Linked DNA regions of Mus musculus: region 2 is linked to region 1. Evidence: chromatin contacts called from ENCODE Hi-C or POLR2A ChIA-PET data. All regions are on one chromosome and are shown on one strand. Each heading gives the region's core, a stretch centred on a gene start or an enhancer-like site at or near the end of the contact. The rest is flanking DNA. Distances are from core to core; before and after follow the strand shown.

What was found. A loop is a pair of places that touch in the nucleus more often than their neighbours do. ChIA-PET counts read pairs that join two places held with the same protein, here RNA polymerase II (POLR2A).
Region 2: a map of heart shows a loop between it and region 1 (2.4-fold over the local background). The contact joins the promoter of Luc7l2 here to the promoter of Ubn2 in region 1. A Hi-C loop is called at or near these places in 1 of 37 maps with a recorded cell type or tissue (heart). POLR2A ChIA-PET finds 5 or more read pairs at or near these places in 3 of 5 experiments (Patski and embryonic stem cell).

Annotation. Positions count from the first base shown.
Region 1 is chr6:38,432,503-38,437,700 of GRCm38, reverse strand. It overlaps Ubn2 (ubinuclein 2), which reads right to left and starts at 3,776. Exons shown (of 17, transcript NM_177185.4): 1 at 3,103-3,776. The coding sequence starts at 3,528.
Region 2 is chr6:38,548,301-38,553,307 of GRCm38, reverse strand. It overlaps Luc7l2 (LUC7-like 2 (S. cerevisiae)), which reads right to left and starts at 1,974. Exons shown (of 10, transcript NM_138680.3): 1 at 1,400-1,974. The coding sequence starts at 1,460.

The DNA of each region.
Region 1 (5,198 bases), core at 2,527-5,026:
GATCTTTCAGGGCAGGGGCGATCCCAATGTCTCAGGCACCACCTGAACCACAGTTATGGCATGAATACCACAAAGAAAAAACAAATCAAAGGGCTGACCTAACCTGCAAGGTGATCTTGCTTGTTAAGAGTTAACCAAAATATACTTTTCCTCATAAATACAAAAGAATTCCAACTGTCTACCTGCTAGTTGGGACTGCACACTTCATTCAGCAGGTAGAAAGGGGGTTTATTTAAATGTACCCCAGTGCAGATGGTACTTACACATACTGTTCTAAACAGTCCACAGCTACCAACTTTCAGCTGACAAATCTTGTTCACTGACATACAGCTATTTAAAAATTGACTTTTTTTTCTAATTTGACTTATCCTACTATGATACACTATTTAATTATAGTAACTCAAAATTAAACTTACTTTGGAAAAATTATAACTCTAAAAATAAACTAATCTCAGCCAGTCTTGGTGGTACAGGACTATAACCCCAGCTACTCAGCAATATGAAACAACAAGATTGTGAATTCAAGGCCAATACGGGCTACAAAATAAGTTCATGGCGCCTTACCAACTTAAAATTATCTTGTCTCAAAAACAAAGGATGGGGTGTACTTGGAGTCATGTCAAATGATAGAGCATATCCCTGGTCTGGCATGTTCAAGACCCTTGGCTTCATTCTTAGCATTGAAAAAAAGAACAGACTTCCCAAAGGAGACATTTTGGGATCACCACTTTCCAGACATTCTCTAGTTGGTCACTCTCCTAGGCTGTCTTTATGGAACTATCACAATCCACTTACAGAAGTGTAATTTACACATTCTTAAATAATAAATATGTTAAACAGGACTAATCATAGGAAAATGTGGCAACTTTTCCTACAAAAGTACACCACAATAAAAAACAATAAATTCTTTTGTGGAATTACAAAGAAAAGATATATGGTTGACTATATAATGAAAAAAATTGGACCAATAAATCCCTAAATTGATAATATCTATGAAGCAAACATAAAAATTAAACCCAATTCATATGTCCCATAGAATATAAAAATATAGCCATATACCAAACATTGCTTTAAAGGTAAAGGAAAGATCACATACACAATGGTAAATTCCACAGAGCCTATATAGCAGGTTAAATATAAGTATGATATAGCTAAAAACAGATTAAAACACCTAGGTTAGCCTGGCAGGAGGGCGCACACCTTTGATCCCAGTGCTCAGGAGGCAGAGGGATCTGAGTTGGAGACCTGGTCTACAAAGTGAATTTTAGGAGAGCTGGTGCTACACAAATCCTGTTTCAAAACAAAACATCTGGGTTAGTGTAGGTACTTCCTATATATTTGCACAATGACAAAACACTAACTAGAATTATGTATTTTTACTTAAAAATGGCTTTTGTCTTGCTGTTTTACTATACTTTGTGTGTGTGTGTGTGTGTGTGTACAACTTGTAGAAGATGGTTCTCTCCTTCCACCATGTGGATACTAGTTATGGAACTTAGGTCTTTAGGCTTGGCAGCAAGTGCCTTTACCTGCTGAGCCATTTTGTCACCTGATTTTTTGTTTTGTTTTGGTTTGGTTTTTTTTTTTTTTTTTTGTTTTTTTGAGGCAGGTTCTCACTATGTGGCCCTGAACTCTCTCCATCCTTCCACCCCAGCCTCCAGAGTGCCGAGGTCACAGACTAGCATGCCCATCTACAAAATGTTTTGCATCTGCAACTTACACAAATTGTAAAAATTGTACACTTAATATTAGAAAAGCAAGAATTTTTTTTTTGGAAAATGTTCCAATTTAATAGACAAAAAAGAAGCATTTATATTATAAAACCAGAAAGGGTTATGAATGAATTGAGTTTACAGGACAAAGTACTAGTGGAAGTGACCAAAATGGTCTCTACCCCTAACAATTCGATTTCTCTGAAAACATTTAGTAATGATGGCCACACCATACTTGTAACTAGCCATCAAAGGATTAACTGGCGCAAAATGAACACAGACTAATGATATTATTCAATGTGAGACTTTTGACTATAGAGTAATCCACTGCAAAACAAAGATAGTTGAAAGGAAATAATGAATTCTGCAGTTCATTAGAAAGCCCAGCCTAATAAAGAGCATAGTCGCTAAACAAGAGAGCAATGTCTGTCTCCTGCCTCTGTCTCTCTCTCTCCCATCTCCCCTTCCTAAAGATCACCAGCCCACAACAATAAAAATTACAATCACCGACAAACCGCTGTCCTAATCCCATTGTTCACCGGTTCCCTCAAAAGCATACCGATGTATTTTCCTAAGTTTTTTTTTTTTTGATCCAAAGCGAATGTTTTTTTTTTTTTTTTTTTTTTCCGTCATTCTCCAGAAATCCACAACGGACAAAATGCTCCCAATTCGAACTAATGAGAGCCACTCAAATAATATGACTGGGCAGCCACCGGGTAAGACAAGAGACCTTTCCATTCAAAGACAATGTGCACAAACTCAACACACACACACACACACACACACACACACAAAGCTAACAATATTTACCAACACAAGTGCAACCACATTACGAATCCACTTTTTCATTCCTAACGTGGAATCATTAGTTTCTGAAAATGTTTAATTTCTCTTAAATCCCCTTCAATCAAGGAAAATAAACCACCCGGCCACGAGCCCATCTCAGCAGCCCTGGCGCACGGTACAGCTGGGTTGAGGAAGGATGAGGATGAGCCGAGAAGGGGTCACACAATCTCTCCGCTTCAGACCGGGGGGCGTGTCCCCCAAGGTTTTTTTTTCGCTTCCCTTCTACCGGAACGACAGATGGAAGTGCCACAAGAAGCTAGCCGCACGGCTCACAGGGCCTCGGGATTTGGTGTGGGGAACAGAAAGGAAAAGGAGGAAAAAGCTGAGGTTTCGAAAGGTGCACAGGAAAACCGGCTCGGCGCGGTGTGGTGGGGGCAGCATCGGCCACCCAGGAGGGCCGAGCCGCGCAGCTCCCGCCCCGTCTAGCTGCCCGGCCCCCGCCACCCCACCCCCGGGGCGAGCGAAGTGCAGAGCAGCCCGGGCAGGCGGCGGGTCCGGAGGCGCCCGGGCTGTGGGGCGGCCGGGAGGGAGGGACCCTCTGTACCCGTTGTTCTCCGCACAGCAGCAGCTCCGGGTAGCTGAACTCCACGCAGCTTTCGTCCGTGGGGTCCTTGAGCACCAGCTCCAGGCGAACCGTCTCCTTCGGCGGTCGCGGCGGCGGCTCCGCCCGGGAAGCCGACTCCCGCGGAGGGGGAGTCTGCAGGGGCAGCGGCGGCGGCGGCGGCTCGGGCCGCGGGGGCTCGCGCTGCAGCGCCATGGGCGGCTCGGCGCGGCTGACCTCGCGCTGGGGGAGCGGCTTGTCGCGCGCCGGGGGCTGCGCGTCAGCGCGGGGGGCCGGCTCCGCCCGGGCCGGCTCGCGGTACGGCTGCGGCTCCAGTCGGGGGGGCTCGCGCTCGGCGCCCGCGAAGTCGGCCTCGCGTCGCCTCACCGGTGACAGGCTAATGAACGCGACTCTGCGCGGCTCCGCCATCCCCACTGTTCTGGCCCTCGGCGCTCGCTCGAGCCGGCTCTCGCCTCGACGCCGCACGGCGCGCCTGCCCGCCTCTCCTTCTGCTCTCCGTCACTTTTCTTCCCTCCAGCACCCTCAGCTGTCCCCGCGGACGCCACCGTGAGTGCGGACCGGGTCCCCGTCCCCGCTACTACGTTCTGATGGGCTCCACCGCCATCGCCAGGGTCGCCGCAGCCGCCATGTTGGATCCCCCACATAAATAGAAGCAGGCCGCTGAGCGGGCGCATGCGCACACTCGAGACGCTCGCGTCCACAGTCGTGGCTGTTGCTCAGTTTTCCCCTTTTCCTCTCAACAGTCTGGAGGCCAGACAGCTCGGCGGAAGTGACGTCACAGACAGGCCTGTCTCCGTGGCAACGGGGACGCTCTCTGCTTTGCTTTCAAAGGAGGGGTTTGGGGTTCCCTGAGTGATTTCCTCCTCTCGCCCGGAAACCGAGGCACGCTCGCCGATCCCTTAGGGTGAGCGTCGCGATGTGCCTGGGACCGACACAGTCATGGCGCCGGGTCCCGCCCGACGTTGGCCTCTGGCTCTCGGCGCTGGGGAACAGGGTTGTCAGCTGAGGATTCCAGGCGGACCCAGGGCAGGGGTGAGGGGCTCGCGGCCCGGCGCCGGGCCCGCCGGTCTGTTGTCCCGTCACCTGAGGTGTCCAGGGTAGAAAGGCGAAAACTAAACTCTCCTCAGACCCCTCCCGAAAGCGCTACGCTGCCTCCCACACCGCTGCCTCCCACACCTCTTCCTAGCCGCTTTGCGCATGGCGGTGAGACGTTCAGTGACGCGCCTCAGTTGGGAAATTGAACTGGCAAAGGAACAGTTCTTGAAGACTTGAACGTCTTGGCAGCCTTTGGTGTTATTTTAGGGGACATGCTCCCGGGGGAAGAAAATTCACGGCTCATCTTTGAGTGGGAAGGAGCGTTGCTTAGGCTTCGTTGGAGCATCGTGGGAAACGAACTGGAATTCAGATTTTAACGGACGAGAATTACTAGCCCTTTTCATCTATTCAATAGAAAGGGAATTGAAAGACTCCCTTGCCGCATCCTCAAGGAAACCCAAGCTTGTTAATTGCATCAACTATATTAGATGTTGAAGAGCTGAGTCAAAGAGTCGTCACAGACGTTTTTAATATTTGCTCTTCTATTCCTTTCCAAAGGTGTACCAAATGGTGATGGAATGTTCAACCCAAAAGATTGTGCTAGCTCTAAGCCAGGTGTAGAGATGTATCCCTTTAGTGTCAGGAAGATACAGGCTGTTACATTTCAACATGGTCCACATAGACAACTGCAGGTCAGCTAACACTTCTTTTTTTTTTTTTTTTTTTTTTTTTTTGGTTTTTTGAGACAGGGTTACTCTGTGTAGCCCTGGCTGTCCTGGAACTCACTCTGTAGACCAGGCTGGCCTCTGCCTACCGAGTGCTGGGATTAAAGGCATGCGCCACCACGCCCGGCCAGCTAACACTTCTTAATGGAAGTGGGTGCACTCTGGAGCCAGGCGGATCTCTATGAGTTCAAGGCCAGCCTGGTCTATTTAGTGACTTCTAAGACAGCCAGACCTACATAGTGAGACCCTGTCTGGAAAAAAAAAAAAAAAAAAAACTGGCAGCAGCAACAAGAAAAAAAAAAGAGGAAGATGATGAAT
Region 2 (5,007 bases), core at 725-3,224, 120 kb before region 1:
CCCCTTCTAAATATCCTCACTTATGATGGAGAAGGAAGAAAGTTAAGACATGCTGCAATTATAAACATTCTTACCCAAGCATGAAAGGTTAGGTTATTCCAGTGGTGTTTTTAATTACTTAACTTTCAAGGGATTACTTACTACTCACAAATAAATCTTATTTTCTTTCCATTTTTTCCCTCCTCTCTATACAATAAATCTGTTATCCACCTGTATCTATCTTTAAGAAAAATTTCCAGTGGGTTTTTATTAGGACTTAACCTTACACTGAAAGCTGTATTAAGTATTGCTAAAAAAGATTTGAAATAGGTTCTATCTTCTCCCATATTTTCCGCAAAGAACTCAAGAAAATTCAACAGGATTTACAATTAAGCTAAATTTATGTACGTCTTTTCTTGTAAGCCAAACTTGTCCAAAAAAAAAAAAAAAAAAAAAAAAAAAGCATTTAAATCGCTAAAAAACTTGCCTAAACGAGTTTTTACAAGTCAGGATTTGGACTTGTTTTTTTTTTTTTTTAAGAAAGTGCTGAACTTTAATTTGAAAGTACATTGTTAATTATCCCCCAAAAGCAACATTTCATCATTTTTAGAAACAAACACGTAAATAACTCTTTCTAAGGATTCTAATCTAACTGTATTTTTAAAAGCCCTTTCCTTCAATTCTAATTCAGTGGGCATCAAATATCCAAAATGATTCTGTTTTCAGCACAGGTAAAATTTGCCAATATTTACTGAAGTCTCTAATACGTGGTCTAACAAAATGGAGGTCTCTCGGTGGGAAAAAAAAATAGGCCTAAACACTTCTACAAAATGGGGCCAAACACACCCACTTTAAGAAACCATGGTTTGGGTCAGATTTTCCACACACACGAAAAAAAAAAGTTGATTCTGTAAGGGCTCGACGAAGCGTCCCTGGAACTGGGGGTTAGTAGTGGTTTCGTTAAGACCAGGGAGGGAGGGGATGTTTCTCTCCACACTCTAGAGGACGGCGGCGAGGGGTGATCCGAAAGCCCAGAGGAAAGGAGCTGGAGCTGGGGGTGGAGACCTGAGCGCCCCGCCGGTCCCTGATCAATAGTCAAACTGACCGCCCCACTACTCCAAGACAGACTTGGGCTCTCCCAACCCCGCCAAGTCAACAGCAAAAGGCACAAACTCCCCTTTCTGCTCCCAGGCCCCGCCTCGCCGCATTGGCAGCAGTTCCCGCCAATCCGCACGGTCACCGCCCCCAAGACCGCCTGCCAAGCCCTGATTGGACTGGAAGAGAGACGGGGGGGACCTCGCGCTACCAATCTGGGAACCCCTTACTCGGCCGCACGCGCGCGCCCAAGTGCTCCCTCGGAGGCCTCCCCCTCCCCAGGCACGGCCCCTCCCCCACCCCCAGGGCTCTGGCAGCGACTTACCGTCCCGAGAGGTGCCCATTAACTGGTCCAGCATAGCGCGCATCTGGGCCTGCGCCGACATGGCGGCGGCGTAGCGGGCGGGCGGTCGGGCGGGCAGGCAGGCGGGGGTGGGGCACCGGCCGGGCCCTGGCGGGCGGGGGACGAGGGGAAGGGGTGGGGGAGGTGCGGCGCTGTCTCGGTGGCCGCCGCGGCCTCGAGGCCCGCGAGTAGGGAGTCGGAGGGGTCGTGGAGAGTCCGGGCTGCGCTCCTCACGACGGCGTGAACGCGGAAAATGGCAGCCCCCCTAGAGAGTGAGCCCTGGTGCCCTCACTCTCCGTCCGGTTCCTGAGACAGACGCGACACAGGCTAAGCCGACTCTCGCCTCCTCCCGACACCAACACCCGCCAGAAGCCGTCAACCCCCCCCCCCAGCAAGCGAGCTCTGACGCGGCTCGCAGCCGCCGCGACGGGAGCGCGCACGCAGCTCGCGCCTAGTCGTTTCCCGTGGGGGTTCGGCCAATCGCCATCCACGTCGCTGCGCTCCGCCCTGCCCCTCCTACGAAGGGTCCCACCCTAACGGCTCCCGAGCGCGTTCACGTCTGCTCACCCCGCCCCTCTCGGAGGCTGAGTCTCGCGAGAATGATGCTCTTTTTTTTTTTTTTTTTTTTTTTTTTTTTAGCCTACTCCGAAGCCTCTTCGGCCCCGGGCGTCTAAGCAGCAGGTCACTTAGGCCTTTGCTGTTTGCCGCCCTGGCGTCCAGCCGCAAATTAGCCAGTGCCGAGCTTAGAGCGAGTCGCAGTAAGTAGTGCGACAGAAGTTCTCAGGGTTAGTGCTTTCCCGACGGATGCTGGCGGAATCGCAAGCCCGTGGGAGCCCCGAGCCCGAGCGGAGGACACCTAACCTTATCCTCAGGCCACTGCCCCTCATCAGTGCCCGAGTTCGGGACATGTCAGGTTCAGGAAAAAGAAAAAGCAAACAAACCGCGAAATCAACACAGTGGAAATCAGGCCTCCCGACCCCTTCTGCTACGTTTAGGACAGCTGGAAGCTGCTAGTCTGAATTCGGAGCTGGGCAAAGTGAGAGCTTGGGACAGGCCATAATGCAGAGCAGCGTTTCCGTGGGGTTCTTGGCTGACTGTCGCCCTGCACTCCCACGCCCTGCTGACTGCGACCTTCCAACCGTAGTTGATTTCTTAATCTCAAGGCTGGTGGGGCTGAGGCCAGAGTGAGCCAACGGGAAATACTTAGGCCACGGCTGCTTACCGGTTTTCGAAAAGGAAAAAAAAACTGGCGAGTCTTTTAAGCTGAAACGTCGCAACTTTAGATAATAACTGGGAAATTATGGATATTTTTTGCCGTTTCATTATAATTGCCCATGCATTGAGGAACTAAAACTTCAAACTAGCGCCAGCTTCATATTAAAATCATATGAAAGAATCATCACAATTCCAAGGTTTAACTAGGCACTGAGCCGATGCAAATTACGTTATCTAGTCAGCAACTTGCCAAAAAAAAAAAAAAACACAATTATTCAGAGTACTGTTTTTGAGACAGGGTGTCAATGTTATGAGAAAAATAGCCTTAAAAAGTGAGAATACCGGAGACTCAGCATAGGTTAGGAATGGAGACATTTTTCACCTCTGCAGAAGTTAGGCATCACCCTGACACAAAAGACAAACTGAGCTGCCAACTTAGCATAAAACTGTTTAGTTGTTGTTTGGGTTTTTGTTTGTTTTTTTAATTACATGTCGTCTCTCTCCACTTTTTCTTCCCAACTTTTGGTTTTTTCGAGACAGGGTTTCTCTGTGTAGCCTGGAACTCACTCTGTAGACCAGGCTGGCCTCGAACTCAGAAATCCACCTGCCTCTGCCTCCCAAGTGCTGGGATTAAAGGCGTGCGCCACCACACCCAGCTTCTTCCCAATTTTTAACATTACCCTCTCTCCAAATTCCTCAGCCTTCTGGTTCAAGACACAAATATTACCCAGTGAAGTGCTTGAAGCCCAAGGTGGGCACCTGCTCCTCTTCCATTTGTGAGCCCAGCTGTATAGACGACTGCCTGCTACATTTCAACCCTAGGATCAATAGCAAGGGCCTAAACAAGCAGCCAGCTGCCAAGTAGGGATCATAGGGCCTAGTGTCTCCTATTTATCCGTGATTCCATAACCAGCTTTAGCTAATTGCAGCTCACACTAACAAAGGACCAAATGATTTATTCCTTAAACTGTGTAGCTCTAACTGCCCGGAAACTTGTCATCCTACCTCAGCTACTCTAGATTTAGGCATGTGCCACAATGTCTGGTTCAAAAACTAAATTCTAAACAATTCCAAACAACTACTTGCAGAGATCCTTTGAAAATTGTTGTACAATGGGAGCTGGAGAGTCTTAGAAGTTAAAAGTCTTTGGATCCCATCACCCTTTCGACTGCTCACAACCCTCGAACTCCAATGTCAGAATTGATATTTTCTTTAAGACACCAAGCACATATATACACATACATTGAGATAAAACAATCAAATACATAAAAATGTTTTTTTAAAAAAGGAAATTGATATAAATAGAAAACTGCAAACTATGTTCTAAAGAGATTCGCTATTACCCTGTATGCAGTATTATCATGAGAAACACATTCTTAGAAAAGTACACAAAAATGCTGAGTAATTAGGTTGAAGTGTTTGTGGATTTTGTTTGTTTGAGACAGGTTCTCACCGTGTAACTGTGACTGGATTGGAACTGACTGTAGACCAAGCTGGCCTGAAACTCAGAGATTGTTTCAGAATGGAAACAAAAGGAAAAGGATATAGGTTAGTGGTAGATCACTTCTTTAGTGCTGGTAAGGTCCTGGTTCCAATCCCCAATACTCAGAAGGAAGAGAAGGGAAACAAAACAAACCTTACAAAACACATTAGCCTAATTAACTTGAATATAGTTCAAAAATTGCATTGCTTTCTTTCCCCGTCACATAACTGTAGAAGATAAGCATCTGCTGCTTTTTTGGGGGTGGGGGGTTCGAGACAGGGTTTCTCTGTGTAGCCCTGGCTGTCCTGGAGCCCACTCTGTAGACCAGGCTGGCCTCGAACTCAGAGATCTGCCTGCCTCTGTCTTCCGAGTGCTGGGATTAAAGGCGTGCGCCACCACACCCGGCTAAGCATCTGCTTCTTACCAAATGTTTTTATTTGTAATTCAAACTCTCAACACCAAGAAAGTTAACAGCAAAATAATAATTCAATGCTTTAGAGCAGAAATTCCCTCCCTTTGTGTTGTGACCAGGCCTTTTGATTTGTAGGGTTTAGTCCAACTGGAAAACAGAAACATTTATTTTTGTGCAACAGTGGGAGTGTAGCACAACTTTCAGAGCTGATTCTCTACTACCATGTTAATCCCAGGAACAAATTTAAGGTTGTCAGGCTTGGCCGTGGTGGCAAGGGTTTTTACCTGTTGAGCCATTTTCCTACCCCAAATCCAGGGATTTGAGCATACTAAACATGCCTTCTATCACTGAGCTGCATCCAACTCCTGATGTTCTATTTCAAAGCAAGTTTCATAGAATCAGGGTTCATATATTCACTTTCCTTTTTATTTTGATACCTCTACCTCCCATTTGAAACATTTTTGTTTGAGATTTTCTTTG